Linked DNA regions of Homo sapiens: region 1 is linked to region 2. A link is a loop called in an ENCODE intact Hi-C map of the cell type or tissue named here. Cell type or tissue: Calu3. All regions are shown on one strand. Each heading gives the region's core, and the rest is flanking DNA. Links, peaks and the distances in the headings are about the cores only.

What was found. Hi-C counts contacts between places; a loop is a spot of excess contacts. Peaks named below come from ENCODE experiments on the same cell type or tissue, not always from the same donor. Only the 100,000 strongest peaks of a DNase experiment are listed, where the experiment ranks them.
Region 1: it touches region 2 in a loop (9-fold over the local background); 21 of 110 quality-filtered maps call a loop at or near these places.

Annotation. Positions count from the first base shown.
Region 1 is chr3:146,744,270-146,752,681 of GRCh38, forward strand. No RefSeq gene overlaps it. Among named protein-coding and RNA genes, the nearest start is that of PLSCR5, 140 kb to the left of the region's middle. In Calu3, for the core only: no CTCF peak of the experiment used is centred there; a DNase peak (open chromatin) is centred at 3,812.
Region 2 is chr3:147,187,331-147,195,742 of GRCh38, forward strand. No RefSeq gene overlaps it. Among named protein-coding and RNA genes, the nearest start is that of ZIC4-AS1, 200 kb to the right of the region's middle. In Calu3, for the core only: a CTCF peak has its summit at 4,651 (motif pointing left); a DNase peak (open chromatin) is centred at 4,651.

The DNA of each region.
Region 1 (8,412 bases), core at 119-8,118, 440 kb before region 2:
TAGTTGAAAACCTCATATCCACTGCCTGTAGAGACAGTGACAGATTATCTATTGTCTCCTCATTATTCATTCTCTCTTTCTTACCAACAGAACCTGATTTAAATGGAGGCTGTACTTCTTGGCTGTCTTTGTATGGGAGATCATGTTACACAAGGCTGCCCAATAGAATACAAGTATGAGTTGCTGTTTAGAAATTATGGAAAGACTCCTTAAGTAGAGTCAGACTTAACTGGAATGTGTATTTGACCCTCCGTCTTCCTTCTTACCTTTTCTGCTTGGAACATGGCCTCAATGATCAGATATGGTGACCATGAGAGTGAAAGCCACACCCTGAGGCTGAAGGTGAAGAAAATGCAAGGAGACTGGAGTATTGAAGGCATTGTGGAGTGGCTGCACTGGTCCTGAGGTGTCAACCTCAAAATCTTTACTCAGGTAAACTGATGATAGATTCAGTGACAAGTAACACCCCAGGGTTATCAGAGATGGGGACTTCACAGAAAACACAACAGGTAAAAATGTTTGCTTCTGTGAAGCTTAGGTTCCAGTTTGGGGAGACAGACTATAAATACACCGCTGAATAAATAGGTAATATAGGGAAAGGTAAGTTAAATAAAGAAAAAATAGGCAAAATAAGGGGGCTGCCAGTTCTAAGTGTCTGAGGGTTGGCAGAGAGGTGGCATCTTCTTAGATAGACTTATCAGTAAGGCTTTTCTAATAAGGGGATGCCCAAGTACCTGAACAAAGTGAGGAAATAACCCAGAGCACTCAGGTGAAGGGTTTCACGTGGAGAGGTTATCAAGGGTAAGGGCTTCTAGGGAGACTGACAAGCAAAGGAGGTGTGAAGGTGTGAGGGTGAGTGGGAGAGAATAGGTGGGAGACCAAGCTTGGGGTCCATACTATGTTGGTCCTAATAAGGAACTTTGATTCTTTTGAGGACTAGATAAGATACAAATGATATATAAAGTGTCTGGCAAATAGCTTGCTTCTAACATAGAAAAGTAAAGGTTCTATACAGTTTGTATGCCAATATTCTTTGAGCTACTTGGAGGCCAGAGAACTTGCAGTCTAGTAGTGTCTGAATTAAAGAAGGGGTCTCTTGGCTGGGTGTGGTGGCTCACGCCTGTAATCCCAGCACTTTGGGAGGCCGAGGCGGGCAGATCATGAGGTCAGGAGTTTGAGACCAGCCTGGCCAACATAGTGAAACCCCATCTCTACTAAAAATACAAAAATTAGCCGGGTGTGGTGGCATGCACCTGTAGACCCAGCTACTCGGGAGGCTGAGGCAGGAGAACCACTTGAACCTGGGAGGCGGAGGTTGCAGTGAGCCGAGATTGTGCCACTGCACACTAGCCTGGGCGACAGTGTGAGACTCCATCTCAAAAAAAAAGAAGGGATCCCTTTTCTGTATATGAATTTGTAGAAGTATATCGCCCTGTCCCCTCTCCACTGGGCAGGCCCCACACTGAGCCCATGACTTGGTGCACAGACCATGACCATGGCTCCACTTCTATCCGTGGCCTAGGTAACTCTGGGTAGTGCAAATCAGCATAATCACATATGGTGGCCCTGAAAGACTAGCATTACTCATTTTATTTCGAGCTCTGAATATAATCTGCAGTTCTAAAATCATGAACATGGAACATATTTATAGATGTCTCAAATTATTATGCAAGTCTAGTCATTTGAACATTCCATCAACAAGGTACCATCATTGTTGTCCTTACTTTTTATGGGAATATTTTAAACAAGGAAATGCTTATATTTGCAAAGCCTTGTATAATTTTTTTATTCAAGATTTTTTTCTAAAGAATTGTGAATGAGGTTTTTAATACATCTATGTCAGTGAAATAATAGATAGGGAATAAATAGGTGACACAGCATACTTGCTTTCCTCTCCTTACTACCTTTTGGTAGTGGATGATTTTCTTTTTCTTACATGAGGTAGTTATTATCACATACTGGTAGTACCACTAACCCTTTCTTGAAACATCATTTACATTTTAGTGCCACTTTTGTATTATACAAGCATTTTAAACTCAAGGATGATATAGAGATTGTAAATTCCCAGGATGTGAGGTACTTCCTTTCACCATGATTAATACTTTTGGCAGGAAGGATGGAATAAAGAATATTGTACATGCCAGAATTTTATAGTCACTCAGTGTACCCTGGGGGGTGGAAGTTGCAAGAAAGCTCATATTCCTGCCCTCTTTATATATACATCTATTTTTTTTGTTGAAAAAACAGAAGTTCAATAGGTCCATGAAGAGATTACTGAGTCTGCTAGGTCCTGCTGGTGCATACCTGCTGAGACAGGGTAGAAGGTCACACAGTTATCCTCACCATGCTCCAAGGAGGAAGCCTGCTGTGGCTAAAGTATGTGTTCTTATTAAATATATATTGTAAAGTACCTCTGTTGATACTGTTAAATTCCTACCATTAAAAAGTTGCATATAGTGAACGCAGCTAAGTTAATGTTTCCGTAAGAACCTTAGTGTTAAAACTTGCTTAATATGACATTAATCTAGGATTTTGTTTGTTTGTTTGTTTGTTTTGCTTTGGCACAGACAAAAACACATACCATGAATACATGTGTAATTTTAAATGTTTGTAAAATCATAACAAACTACGCTGAGAACATACATCTTTATGGTGTCATTTGTGTTGGGCAAAGCTTGGTTTCCCTATTAACAATATAACTGAAGTTCTCACAGCTTTCTGCCAGTTTGTGGAAAGGTCTTGATTCCTATACACAGATTCAGTTGTCTTTGAAAGGAAAATAACAAAAACAACCCAACTGGTTATATGCTATACATATAACCAGGCTCAAAGTGTGCATTGTAAATTCTGTTGGTATAAATCTGACTTGAAGAATGTCTATTTACAGTGGTTTTATTGAATGCTTGTTCTTAATATAGGCAAGTGAAAGCTGTGGTATTAAATCTAAAATATTTTAAAATGGAACCACAGAGCATGACTTTGATTTACCATGGCAGATGTTTCTGATTCTAGATTCAAGAGTCAGTAGGTTTTAACACAACTACAAAGCTCTAAAGAACTATAATGCCAATAGTTGATCTAAAAAAATAGGAAGTATTAATCTTTGTAGATTTTAATGTCTTAAAAGTATTAAAATTATAAAAAGTCAAGTTTATCAGAATGAAGTGAATGAATTAATGTTATGTATATGTTCTATGACTTGTTTATAATTCTAATATTTAAACCAACCTTTTAAAAAGACTAACTTTTAGAATTACCATAATATTTAAGATTAAATCTTGCTTAGATGGTGGGTTTTTTCCTCTCTGGCATATGAACCGTTTACTTCTAAAATAAAGCTATTTTATCCCTTGTCATCACACAGCCATAAAAATTGCAGGCAGTCAGAAGTTAGCAATGGCTGCTTCACAGACCCACAGCAATACTTAGTAACAGATTTTCAAAGCAGTTCAAAGAGTCCAGTTTCCATCTGTGTTTGGTGAAGGATGCACAAACCTTGAGGCCATCTGAAAACTCAGCTTCATCTCTAACACTTGGAATAACAAAGGTGTTATTTTTCAAAGCTGCATTCTCCCCTCCTGGGGTGGCTCTGCAGATTCAGTTCAGGGAAGGTGGGAAACTTCAGAGCAGGTATTCTCCTTCTAGACTTTGCCTCCTTCGGGGAGTTCTTTTGAGGGTGTTACAATGGTGGCCTCCTGAACATGGGTTACTGCCAATAGAGGCCAAGAGTTAATGAACCTTATAGACAAATCCCTTCTTCTGATTTTCTGAGCAAAATATCAGCATAGAACCAGCCATCTCGTTTCTTCCGGACTAGGAGTGCTGTTTAATCAGGAGAAAGTAGAGGGTGCTCTCTGCCTACAATAAACTCATGATTGCTGAATGATGATAATGTCTCCATTTCATTCAGCTGATTTTGTGAAACCAAAGCAGGAAATCGTTGGGAAAGAAATGGTTGAACATCCTTGTTTACAGTTTGCTATAAATACATGCCAAATTTCACTGAAAAAAATTGCATATCTTTCCTTTTTTTGTTTATCAGTCTATGTATTGATTGTCTGGCACCCTTTTTGATACAGTGTGTTTCTAAAGACTATGTAACATAAAGTTAATATGCAATTAATGAGATATAATGGAAATATAGATATTTATTTGCTATCTTTTTATCACTCAAACTAAGATGGCAAAGTCAAGTCAAGAAGAACATAAGCAGTTTGCTCTTTAGTTCTTTGAATTCAGCTCATGTCTCAGAACTTCTCTAGGATTATATTTTAAATTGATTTTACATAATTCAAAGCAATCTCAAATGATTCTTCATTGAAATCCAAATTCCAGTAACTACAGGTATAGTTTTACTTAGGAATATTTTATTTGAAAATATATTTTCATAAAACCACAGGTTGATATGTCATAAAACACGTTTATAAGAACCAGAAATTTTATTTTATAGGGCTGACAAAAATATACCTTAATGTGAGAAAAAAGATTGAGTGAGGTGATAGAACTTATGCATAAAGATTATAATATCCTTATTGTATCAACATTGTTTCTTGTTTTTTTTTAAAAAAACTTCTTCATAAATAAGACCTCTTCATAAATAAAAATGTACTCATTTCATAAGTAAAATATATATTTACTTGATAAAGAAAACTGAGAAAATTAGTAAATTAAAAATTTTTGCTTTTGACCTCACATTAAAAAATATTTTGATATGGCAAAGCCTACTGTCTGAAGTAAAACAAGAGATTGTTCATGGTAACATTTAAGATATAAGTAAGGTATATAAAAACAGATGCATTGGCATCAAGCTGTGAACTTCTTTTTCAGGAGACTGGGATAGATGGGGATCAAGCAAAGCTTTACTTCTCTCAAGTTTCCAGTCATATTCCCATTCACTCTGAAGGCAGAGTAGAAACAGCAATAGTGTCAAATGTGGAATGGCCGAGAACAAGACTGCTATTTATAGAGAGCCAACATGAAAGAGGATATAATGACCAATTTTTTTCTGCTTTTTTGCATGTGGAACTATCTTTACTCACTTACCAATTCTTCACTATCAATGCCTGTACAAAGAATGCTAAAATAAAGGGGATAGCAAGAAGAAGTCATAAAGAGAATATGCATTAAAGGAGGGCAACCACAAAACAAGATAAGGTACCTAAGAGCTCATAGTAAATGTATTGTCATTTGAGAATCCAGTTTTTGCAGTTCAATTCATGCTAAAACAGTTGTTTTAAATGTATTATGATTTTTAAATTCCCTGCATCTTCTCAGTAATATCTTTGAGTCTTATTTTATTAAAATTATAATTTCTGCTCCTAAAATATTATTTTAGTGATCATGCTGACATTAAAGGCATTAATGGCGATTCTAAATCACTTTGTTTTCTCATGGGCTTCTATACAAATTAAATTTTAGGAACTATTTTTATTTCCAAATTTTATTTTAGGATCAGGAGGTGTATGTGCAGGTTTGTTACATGGGCAAATTTCATGTCATGGAGGTTTGGGGTACAGGCTAATTTTGTCATCCAGATAATCAGCTTAGTACCTGATAAGTAGTTTTTTAATCCTCATCCTTCTCCCAACCTCCACCGTCAATTAGGCCCCAGTGTCTGCTATGCTCTTCTTTGTGTCCATGTGAACTCAATGTTTAGATCTCACTTACAGTAAATGATAACATGTAATATTTGGTTTTCTGTCCCTGCTTTAACTCACTTAGGATAATGACCTTCAGCTCCATCCATTTTGCTGCAAAGGACATAACCACATTTTTATAGCTGTATAGTATTTCATGGTGTATATGTATCACATTTTCTTAGTCCACTCCCCTGCTGATGGGCATCTAGTTTGAGTTCATGTCTTTGCTAAGGTAAATAGTGCTTTGATGAAAATATGTGTGCATGTGTCTTTATGGTAGAATGATTTATATTCCATTAGGTATATACTATGTGATGCAATTGCTGGGTTGAATAGTAGCTCTATTTTAAGTTCTTTGAGAAATCTTCAGACTGTTTTCTACAGTGGCTGTACTAATTTAAATTCCCATCAGCACTGTATAATTGTTCCTTTTTTCTTGGCAACCTTGCCAGCATCTGCTATTTTTTGACTTTCTAATAATAGCCATACTGACTGGTATGAATGGTATTTCATTGTGGTTTTTATCTGCATTTCTCTAATGCTTAGTGATATTTAGTATTTTTTCATGTGCTTGTTGGATGCACTTGTGTCTTCTTTTGAGAAGTGTCCAGTCATGTCTTTTGCCCATGTTTTAATTGAGTCGTTTATTTTTTGCTTGGTGATTTCTTTGAGTTCCTTACAGTTCGTGGGTATTAGAGCTCTGTCAGATGCACAGTTGCAAATTTTCTTCTATCACATAGGTTGTCTGTTTACCTTGTTGGTCATTTCTTTTGCTGTGCAGAAGTTTTAAGTTTAATTAGGTATCACTTGTTAATTTTTTGGTTATTGTTGCAATTGCTTTTGGAGCCTTCCTCATGATATATTTGCTGGGGCTAATGCTCAGTACAGTGGTTCCTTCCCACAGATTTTCTTCTAGGGATTTTATAGCTTTAGGTTTTACATTCAAGTCTTTAATCCATCTTGAGTTGATTTTTGTATATGTTGAAAGATAGGTGGTCCAGTTTCAATCATCTGCATATTGCTACCAGTTATACCAGCAGCAGTTTATTGAACAGGAAGTCCATTCCCCATTGCCTATTTTCATCAGCTTTGTCATAGATCAGATGGTTGTAGGTGTGTGGCTTTATTTCTGGGTTCTCTAACCTATTTCATTGGTCCATGTGTATCTTTTTGTACCAGTATCATGCTGTTTTATGTACAGTATCCTTGCAGTATAGTTTGAAGTCAGGTAATACAATATCTCTGCTTTGTTCTTTTGGCTTAGGTTTGTTTTGGCTATTTGGGCTCTTTTTTTGGTGCCAAATTAATTTTAGAATAGTTTTATTAATTTTGTGAAGAATGTTGTTGGTAATTTGATATGAATAGCATTGAATCTGTAAATTGCTTTGAACAGTATGGCCTTTTTAACAATATTGAGTCTTCTTATCCATGAGTATGGAATGTTTTTCCATTTGTTTGTGTTGTCTCTGATTTCTTTCAGCAGGGTTTTATAGTACTTCTCGCAGAGATCTTTTACTTCCTTTGTTAGCTGTATTCCTAGGTAGGTTATTTTGTCTGTGGCTATTTTAAATGGAATTATGTTCTGGATTTGGTTCTCAGCTAGAATGTTATTGGTGTAAAAAAATGCTACATATTTTTGTACATTGATTTTGTATTCTGAAACCCTGCTGAAGTTGTTTATCAGAACTAGGAAACTTTGGGCAGAGTCTATGGGGTTTTCTAGGTAGAGAATCATATCATCTGTGGAAGAGGTAGTTTGGCTTCCTTTCTTCCTACTTGGACGTCTTTTATTTTTTTGTCTTGCCCGATTCCTTTGTCTAGGACTTCCAGTATTCTCTTGAATAGGAGTGGTGAGAGTGGGCATCCTTGTCTTTTTCCGTGCTCAAAGAGAATATTTCTAGCTTTTGCTCACTCAACATGATGTTGGCTGTGTGTCACAGATAACTGTTATTATTTTGAGGTATATTCCTTTGATGCTTAGTTTGTGGAGGGTTTTTAACATGAAGGGATGTTGAACTTTATAGAAAGCCTTTTCTGCTTCTATTGAGATGATTATGCTATTTTTGTTTTTAGTTCTATTTATGTGGTGAGTCTTGTTTATGGAATTGTGTATGTGGAACCAACTTTGTATCCCAGGAATAAAGCCTACTTGATCATGTTGGATTAGCGTTTTTGATGTGCAGTTAAGATTCAGCTTGCTAGTATTTTGTTGAAGATTTTTGCATCCATGTTCCTTATGGATATTGGCCTGAAGTTTTCTTTTTTTGTCATTGTGTCTCTGCCATTTTTGATATCAGAGTGATGCTGGCCTGAAAGAATGAGTTAGAGAGAAACCCCTTCTCGTAATTTTTTTCAATAGTTTCAGTAGGATTTGTAACAGTTCTTCTTCAAACATCTGCTAGAATTCAGCTTTGAATCCATCTTGTCCTGGGGTTTTTCTGGTTGATAGGTTTTTTTTTTTTCTTCTTAAATTACTGATTCAGTTTGGTCTGTTCTGGGTTTCAATTTCTTCCTGGTTTAATCTTGGGAGATTGGATGTTTCCAGGAATTTACCCATTTTTTCGAGGTATTCCAGTTTATGTGCTAATAAGTGTTCATAATAGTCTCCAAGAGTTTTTTGTATTTCTGTGGGGTCAATGGTAGTGTCTTCTTTGTCATATCCCATTGTGTTTATTTGGATCTTCTCTCTTTTTTTCTTTATTAGCCTAGCTAGTGGTCTATATATCTTATTTATTCTTTCAAAAACCAACTTTTGGTTTTATTGATGTTTTGT
Region 2 (8,412 bases), core at 139-8,138:
ATTTTGGTGGGGTTTGGCTTATTTACTGGTAGATGTGTGGCTGGAAAAATAAGCAAGCTTTTGAAACAAAGCCTTCTCCAGTTAAACACATAAATTATCCATGTTTAATGAAATACACCAGTTTCTCCTTTATAAGACCTTTCCTGACTGTCTGGATCTTAGACTTTGGATTTCAGGTCAATTACAGCCACTCTACTATCTTAGTTTGGTGCTTAATCTTTCAACTGTGATGTTATATTTCTATGTATACAATCTTATTTTATTTATTACTAGATTCTGAAATTTTTCAGGCAATAATTTTGTTTCCATGAATTTTTTGTATCTTATACATGGCATCTTCTAGTTGAACGACCAATATTTTCTTTATTGATTGAGGAGTGCTATCTTCTTTTTAGGTAATGCTGAACCTATAAGATGAGATCAGCTTTCTGTTTTAAAGATTGATAGGCAATACATAATTTAAATTGGATTTAGTTAAACTAAAAAAGATTCCATATCCGGTCTTCCAGAACTGCCAGTTTGACATTTTGGAGGATTAAAATACAAATCCAAGATGCTGACATCATCTATATTCACTCCCCTTGTGGCTCTTACGACAGCAAAGAACCAGAGCTGTTACAGATGAAACTAGCATTGGTGAACCAGATCTTTTACCTTTGTCAGCCAGCAGCACGCATTCAGTTTGTACTCTGATCTTAATGACTTTCATTCTGTAATAAGTTCCTAATATTCATTCTTTGTAAAGCATTCCACAATCAGTGTTCTCTTCATTTAACCCTCTGTTGTCACCCTCCGATCTTAAGCAATTGTGGAAGCTGACATTTTCTGTATCTTAATTTTAAAAGTGAAAAAAAAAACTACTGACAGTAAAGATATTCACTCTCACTCAAAAATATTTTGATACAAAGTATTGAAATTTCAGTTGCTGTTTGGGCACCATCTTCCCGTAGGATTTGTTAGGTAGATATTTCTATCTCCAAATCTACTCCAAAGTAGAAAGGGGAAACGTTGTCCAGATTTATCTATTATTTATTCATTAATTTAAAAAAATATTGACTATAAGCTATATACCAGGCACAGAGCATGTTCTGGAGAGAGAACTGTAAACAAGGTAGATTTAGTTCTAGTCCTCATAGGGCTACCAATAAGTGATAAAAATATATAAGTAGAGGTGTCTAAGCCTTGGAGACTTACAAAAAGTCATCTTCTGAGGCCACAACACATGCAAAATAATTACATGATACCTTGAATTAAGTTAACTACAGTAAAAAGTTCTAATAAGCATCAATCTTAATGAAACAAACATAACCATATGAGATTATGAAGCACAGCCTAGAAAAAACGTCCACTCATTCCACTTCATGGCAGAATCAGTACTAAAACTTGTTTTCTGACAGATTGCATTGCTTGATTAAACGAAACAATGTCATAGCCCAGAACAGTGTCAACTCAAATCCAGTTTAGTTATACACATTTCATTTCTCCTTTCTCTGTCTCTTCTAACTCACTCCAGCACTCTGCCTTTTCTGAAAAGAATAAATCACAGACAAGATAAGAGACAAAGATGGCATTGTTTTACTTATGGCTCAAGTCAAAGGGGACTTGCCCCTTGAATATTCCTGAATTTGGAGATATCTTTTATTTGATTTATTTTCTTTACATGTGATCAAAGAGAGAAAGCATAATGGCATCTATTTAGGAAGAAATTCTAACCATACAAAATAAATAGAATAAAACAGTGAGGTTTTTCTCTCTGGCTCACACATGTGAAACAATTCTAGGAAAAAAAAAAAGTAGTCTGCCTTCATTGCTCAAGAAAACCACTGACAAACTTTAAATAAATAAAGACTGCTGTTATTCACCTTAGAACATACCATGAAGTCACTCCTCAGAAATCACAAATCCAGATCTGTAGAAGGATCTCTTATGCATTAGAAGGCCCTAAATTGCCTCTTAAGAGTAAATTTCCTACGTGTCCATATTTTAAGTCAGAGCATTCCAGACACATACTCAAACTTAAGGCGAATATGTTGTGCCAGCTTCAAGTGAAAAAGTAAGAAACAACAAAACAAATTTCATCCGATACATACAGATTTACAAACTAGCATTTATCCCATAAGCATCTTTGTATCTGCCTCCTCAAAATTCTATTAAGTATAAACAAAGACTAGTTCAGAACGTCATATTTTAAAAGATGTAATTATTAATACATTCATAACTTAAAAGGAAATTGTAAACTCTTTGGCAACTTCTAAGTTAATAATTTTGTTGACAAAATAAGTCATAAATATTTTTTCTATTTTGTGGTGTTTTTTTAAATTGTGGTTTAAAAATAACATAAAATTTGCCATCTTAACCATTCTTAAATGTACAATATAGTAGTGTTCACTATATGCACATTGTTGGTCAATGGAGTCCTAGAAAATTTTCATCTTGCAAAACTTAAACTCAATGCCTACTGAATAACTCTCCTTTTTCCCCTGACCCAGCCACTAAAAACCACCATTCTACTTAGTTTCTAAGAGTCTGACTATGTTAGCTAAGAGTTTGACTATGTTAGGTACCTCATATGAGTGGAACATACAGAATTTATCTTTTTGTGATTGGCTTATTTCACCTACCATAATGTCTTCAAGAGTAATTCATGTGACAGAATTTTTTTATTTTTTAAGCCTGAATAATATTCCATTATATATGTATACACATATATGCAAATATATCATTGAGATGCTAATTTCAATTCTTTTGGATATATACTCAGAGTGAGATTGCTAGATGGTGTGGTAATTGTATTTTTAATTTTTATGAAGAACCACCATACTGTTTCCAAGAATGTAAAATGAATGCACCATTTTACATTCTTACCAACAATGTACAAGGGTTTCAATTTCTCCCCATCATTGTCATACTTGTTATTTTCTGTTGGTCTATTTTTTTTATAACGGTCCTCCTAAAGGGTGTGAAGTGATAACTCATTGTGGGTTTGATTTGCATATCCCTGATAATTAGGGATGTTAAGAATCTTTACATATTTTTGTTGGCCATTTACCTATATTCTTAATGTCTATTCAAGTCCTTTGTCTATTTTTTAACTAGGGTATTTGTTATTTTATTGCTCAGTTATAGAAGTTGTTTATATATTCTAGATATTAATACCATATCAGACATATGGTTTGCAAATATTTTCTCCCATTCCTTACACTGACTGTTCATGTTGTTGATTATTTCCTTTGTTGCCCAGAAGGTTTTAAGTTTGACCTGGTCTCATCTATCTATTTTTGTGCTTTTTTTGCCTATGCTTTTGGTGTCACATCCAAGAAATTATTGTTAAATTCAATGTTATGAAGATTCTCCCGTGTTTCCTTTTACGAATTTTGTATTTTTAGGTCTTATGTTTAGATCTTTAATCCATTTTGAGTTAACTCTTGTATATTGTGTAGGGTAAAGGTCCAGTTCATTCTTTTGCATATGAATATTCAATTTTCCCAATAGCATTTGTTGAAGAGACTATCCTTTCCCCACTGTGTATTCTTGGAAGCTTTGTCAAAGGTTATTTGACCATATATAAAAAATTTTTTTCTGGGGTCTTTATTTTGTTCCATTGGTCTATATGTCTGTTTTTATGCACGTGCCATACTGTTTTGATTACTGTGTCTTTCTAATATGTTTTGTATTATAAAGTGTGAGGCTTCTAGCTTTGTTTTTATTTCTCAAAATTGTTGTGGCTATTTAGATTTCTTTGGTATTTCATATTAATTGTAGTATTTTTTCTATTTCTACAAAAATGGAAATTTAAATTTTGATAGGGATTATTTTGAATATGTAGATTACTTTGGAGAGTGTGGATATTTCAACAATATTAAGTCTTTCACTCTATGAACATGAAATTTTTTCCCATTTATGTGTGACTTTTTAAATTTCTTTCAGCATTGTTTTCTAGTTTTCAGTGTACAAATCTTTTGCCTCTTTGGTTAAGTTTATCTCTAAGTGTTTTATTCTTTTTGATGCTATTGAATTTTTTTAATTTTTGCAGATTATTATTACTATATACAAACAGAATTAATTTTTTGCATTTTGGTTTTGTACCCTATAACTTTGCAAATGTGTTTATTACTTCTGACAGTTTTGGGGTTTTCTGAAATTTTTAGGATTTTCTACATATAAGATCATGTCACTGACAAACAGAACTTGGTTCTGTGTTTTAGTTTCTATTTCTTTGTTAATGTTCTAATTTTGTTCATGTATCATTTTCTTGATTGTTTAGCTTTCTGTCTGTATCCTCTGATACTTCATTCAGCTTCTTTAAAACAATTATTTTGAATTGTTTGTCAGGTAATTGATACATCATCTTTTCTTTCAGGTGGGTTTTTGAGATTTATTTTGTTCTTTCGGTTGGGTCATTTTTACCTATTTCTTTGTACGTGGTATTATTTTCTGGAATTTGTGCACTTGAAAAAACAGCCACCTCTCTCAATTTTCATGGTCTGGATTCTTATAGGGAAAACCCTTCACCAATCATCTTGATTAGAGAGCCTGAGGGTCTCTCAAGCTTTTTCTGGGAATCATGCATATAATTTCCCAATGGGAGAAGTTTCTTGTTTTATCAGGAACTTGTAATTTCTTGCTCCCTCTTGTGTATATCTGCAGTACTGCAAGTGCTCTGGTGCAACAAGCCCCTGAACTCTTGTCAGTGGCCCTGAGGCATCCAAAGTAGTTCAGTCCCATCAGTACCCCAAGTCAGGTGGGACAGAACCAGTCCACCAGGCAATCCCTGAAAAGACATAATGTTGGACACACATTTCACTCTTCACTTTCCAACCCAAGGGAGAAGCCACAGCTGGATATTCTCTTCTGATTGTGCCAAGCTGTGTTGGCATCTCTTTGGCATCTCTTTGTGGTACTGCAGCTTCTCTGGTACTGCAGCAAGCCACCAAGCTCTCTCTTTTTCTCAGTGACCTCCACACATCCTAGGTTTGGTCTCCCAATCAGACGAGACAGAAACTAGTTAGCACTCCCCATTAACATTCCCAATTAGACGAGACAGAAACTAGTTTCTCAGGTAGTCCCCCAAACGCTAGAATGTTAGACATATGTCTACTTCTACTTCCTTCCCAAGGAAGAAACTGTTAGTTGGGTGTCTACTTCCAATTGTGCTGAGCTGTACTTACTTGAGGGAAGGCTTACCATGGGTAAAATAAAATGCATTCTCTTCCCATTTCCATGTTGCTATTCTTACCTTAGAGCTCACCTGGGGGTACTGAGACTTTTTACTTGGTTTCTAGAGTTCTCCTAAGGGCTTTAAGGCTTTTGGACCATGTGTTGTTAAGCCAGAATTTTTGTGAAGGTATAAGGTCTGGAACTTCCTATTCTACCATCTTGCTGACATCACTATCATTGTATTTCCTAGTTTCATTTTTGTTTGAAAAATTTTAATAAGTATCATCTGCATACTAGTCCTAGGCTAAGTGTAGTAGAGCAAAGATAAATAACTTAGTGTTAGGATATTCATCATGGAATTCTATTGGTTTCTAAATTTTCTCAGGGGCAATTTGATTCTAGAATGACTACTAAGTCTTACACATATTTTTAAATTTAATTTATTTTTTAAATGTATAGTTACGATCTCCCTTAATTTACAGCTAGGTGTTCATTGTTTTTCAAATCTAAAATTTTAGAAGAAAAAAGATTTATAATAATTCCTAATAAAATAAATACAAAATACCATACATCATAACGTCAAACGATTTTATCTAATTTCTAATAACTTAAGCACTTTACATGTGTTATTACATAAACAAACTGAATTAGCAACAAGGTCACAGTAATGTTTTGTAGAGAAATCATGCATATTTCATCTGAATTGGGATTCCATTCTTATCAATTATTATATTTGATATTGTTAGATACAATTCTGGTACTATGCAATATGATATTAATAACAACTAAATTAATATAACTAAATAAGAAAATTTATATTTACATGGCCAGACACCTTCACCATCTGGTACTTTGTAATCAGTGGAAATAACATACCTATTGTTCTTTCATTTCAAAGTAATCATCGTAGAGCAGAATTTTATTCGGGGAAGGAATTGTTGTTCATTTGTTGTTTTTGTCTGTGTTTTGCCAGTTCCTGATTGCGATTTGATTTTTATGCCTTGTAATGGATACCTCTTGATGAAACTGCCTAGAGGCTCTCCTATTTGATGTTCCTCCTACCCAATCTTTGTGTAGTCATGTCATGGTTGTTCACTGGGCAGAATCAAATGAACAAAAAATAAACACCTAATCTAACCTGGACTTTCTCTATCTTGTAAGAATGTGTAACTGGAACTAAGAGACATTAATTTTAGACTTTAGGTTTATAATATGTAAGTTTATAACCCAGTTAAAAACAATATTAATCATATGAACTAAGAAGCACAGCATATTGATTTTCCAATAATTAAAAGTAAAATACATGAGGAAAAAAGGAAGCCAGACAAAGATTTGAGATAAAAAGCTTTGGGGGTTTCCAAATCCTTTATGAAGTCAACCTTTATTTCCACACTTGGGGTCTGTGAAGCCTCCCAGTAGCCTTATAATTATTTATTTTCTTTTTATTCAATGTAGGTCAAGTTGATTTCTGCTAAACTTAATTAACTCTTTGTATGCAAGTAATACTTCACTTTGAATAAGCATATTATCTATTCCAAGTGAATAAGCTAGATATTATGTAAACAGAAATAGTAAGTTTCAAATCGTCACTTTGATGTAAATAATGAATTCACCCTTTCTGGAAATCAGTTTATGCCTAGAAGGAAGTTAGTTCCAGGTAAGATCAAACCCAGTAATTTTTATAATAAAAATAACCTATAGTAACTTATTCAATTCTCGGTGGACTCCATCAACACAGTGCTGTTGGTGGAATCACCAATCTCCCCTGCTGACCATAGGCTGATCATAATATCACATAGAAAAGTATACTATTTAACTCAAGCAATGTTATGAACAGAACAGTTCTTGGTTGATTGTTCCATACACAGAGAGACCTTATCTTCCAGATATTAAAGGTCCTCTACCTAAATATGTTCCTCGAAATGAAACTTCAGCTCAAGTGAAAATTAACGATTCGTTAATAACATTGCCCAAAATGCAAGCTATCTTGCACTGTTCAGTGCCAGTCCTGCTTTTAACTGTAAGTTTCATAGGAAGAATATAACTCATCAGTTTGAGGAATTTCTCCCTCCCAGTAATTTAAAGGCTCCCCTACAGCTGGGGATGGAGCAGAGTAGGAAAGATTAGCTGTCATGAGATGAAAATTAGACTTTTTCTTCTCACAGTGCTAACGTCAGTGGCTTTCCTTGCTGGCAAAAACCTTTTCAACCTTATGATTAATTTTTATGTTTTAAGCAAAATGATCATCGTATGATGTCTTTTTTAATTGCTAGGTTAGATTTTGTCTTCAAACAAATCAAATTCCATTTAATAATAAATCAACTGGTCACTGGCTAGTTGCTTTCAGAATGACCAGTGTCTGTCAGTGTAATCAATCCATGTTACCTTACTTCATGCTTCAACTAAAGGACAAAGTTTTCTACTTTACCGAATCCAAAACAGGGTTTACTAAAGATTTTTCTATTACCAGCCAAAATCATCCTGATCCACTTCACCTCCCACTGCTTTCCCTTTTTCTGTTTACCCATCTTAGACTTCCCACTTCCTGCTCCCAAAATATTATGAGTATTACAACAAATACTGTCTGTTTGAGTGATCTTTCTATAGTCCCTGGTCTTCTTTAAGGAAAGTCAATATATAAAGCTCATAAAAATAGTTTAAAATAAAACGTACTTAGATGTAATAAACAAAGACTTTCATTGACTATAGAACTATGAAGCTAAAAACCTTTGCTTTGTGTTTATAAATCAAATTTTGGTTGGCACGGTGGCAGTATTTCTTGAATTCTATGCACACTTTTAATCGTTAAGCAGTGTGACCAAATGGCTTTTTTCTAGCATGTTTCCTGAATAAGGTGTCAATCAAACTGAAGGAAAATGTTTAATCTATGACATGGTCTATGGCCAGTTCAAGTTGACTTAATTTATCATCTTCTTAAGCTGGAGCTTTTAAATGTAGCCTAAGGACACAGTCCTAAGTTGTATAGCCCATATGGTGAAAGTATGGTTCTACTGCTATTAATATGTCATTGTTCATATCTTGTTGCAAAAGTAGCAGAACATAGAACATCTACAAACATAAAAGCACTGTTCTTGAGGAAATTCAGTTAGTCATCAGTTGTGTAAATGTGCAATTTGTTTTTACTATATAAACCTTGAAATGAGCCACACCCCAAAGGGTGCATCAAACCATCTGAAAGATAATGTACGGGTAAAAAATTCTACTGTGTGATTTTTCTTTTGAAATATCAGTTTA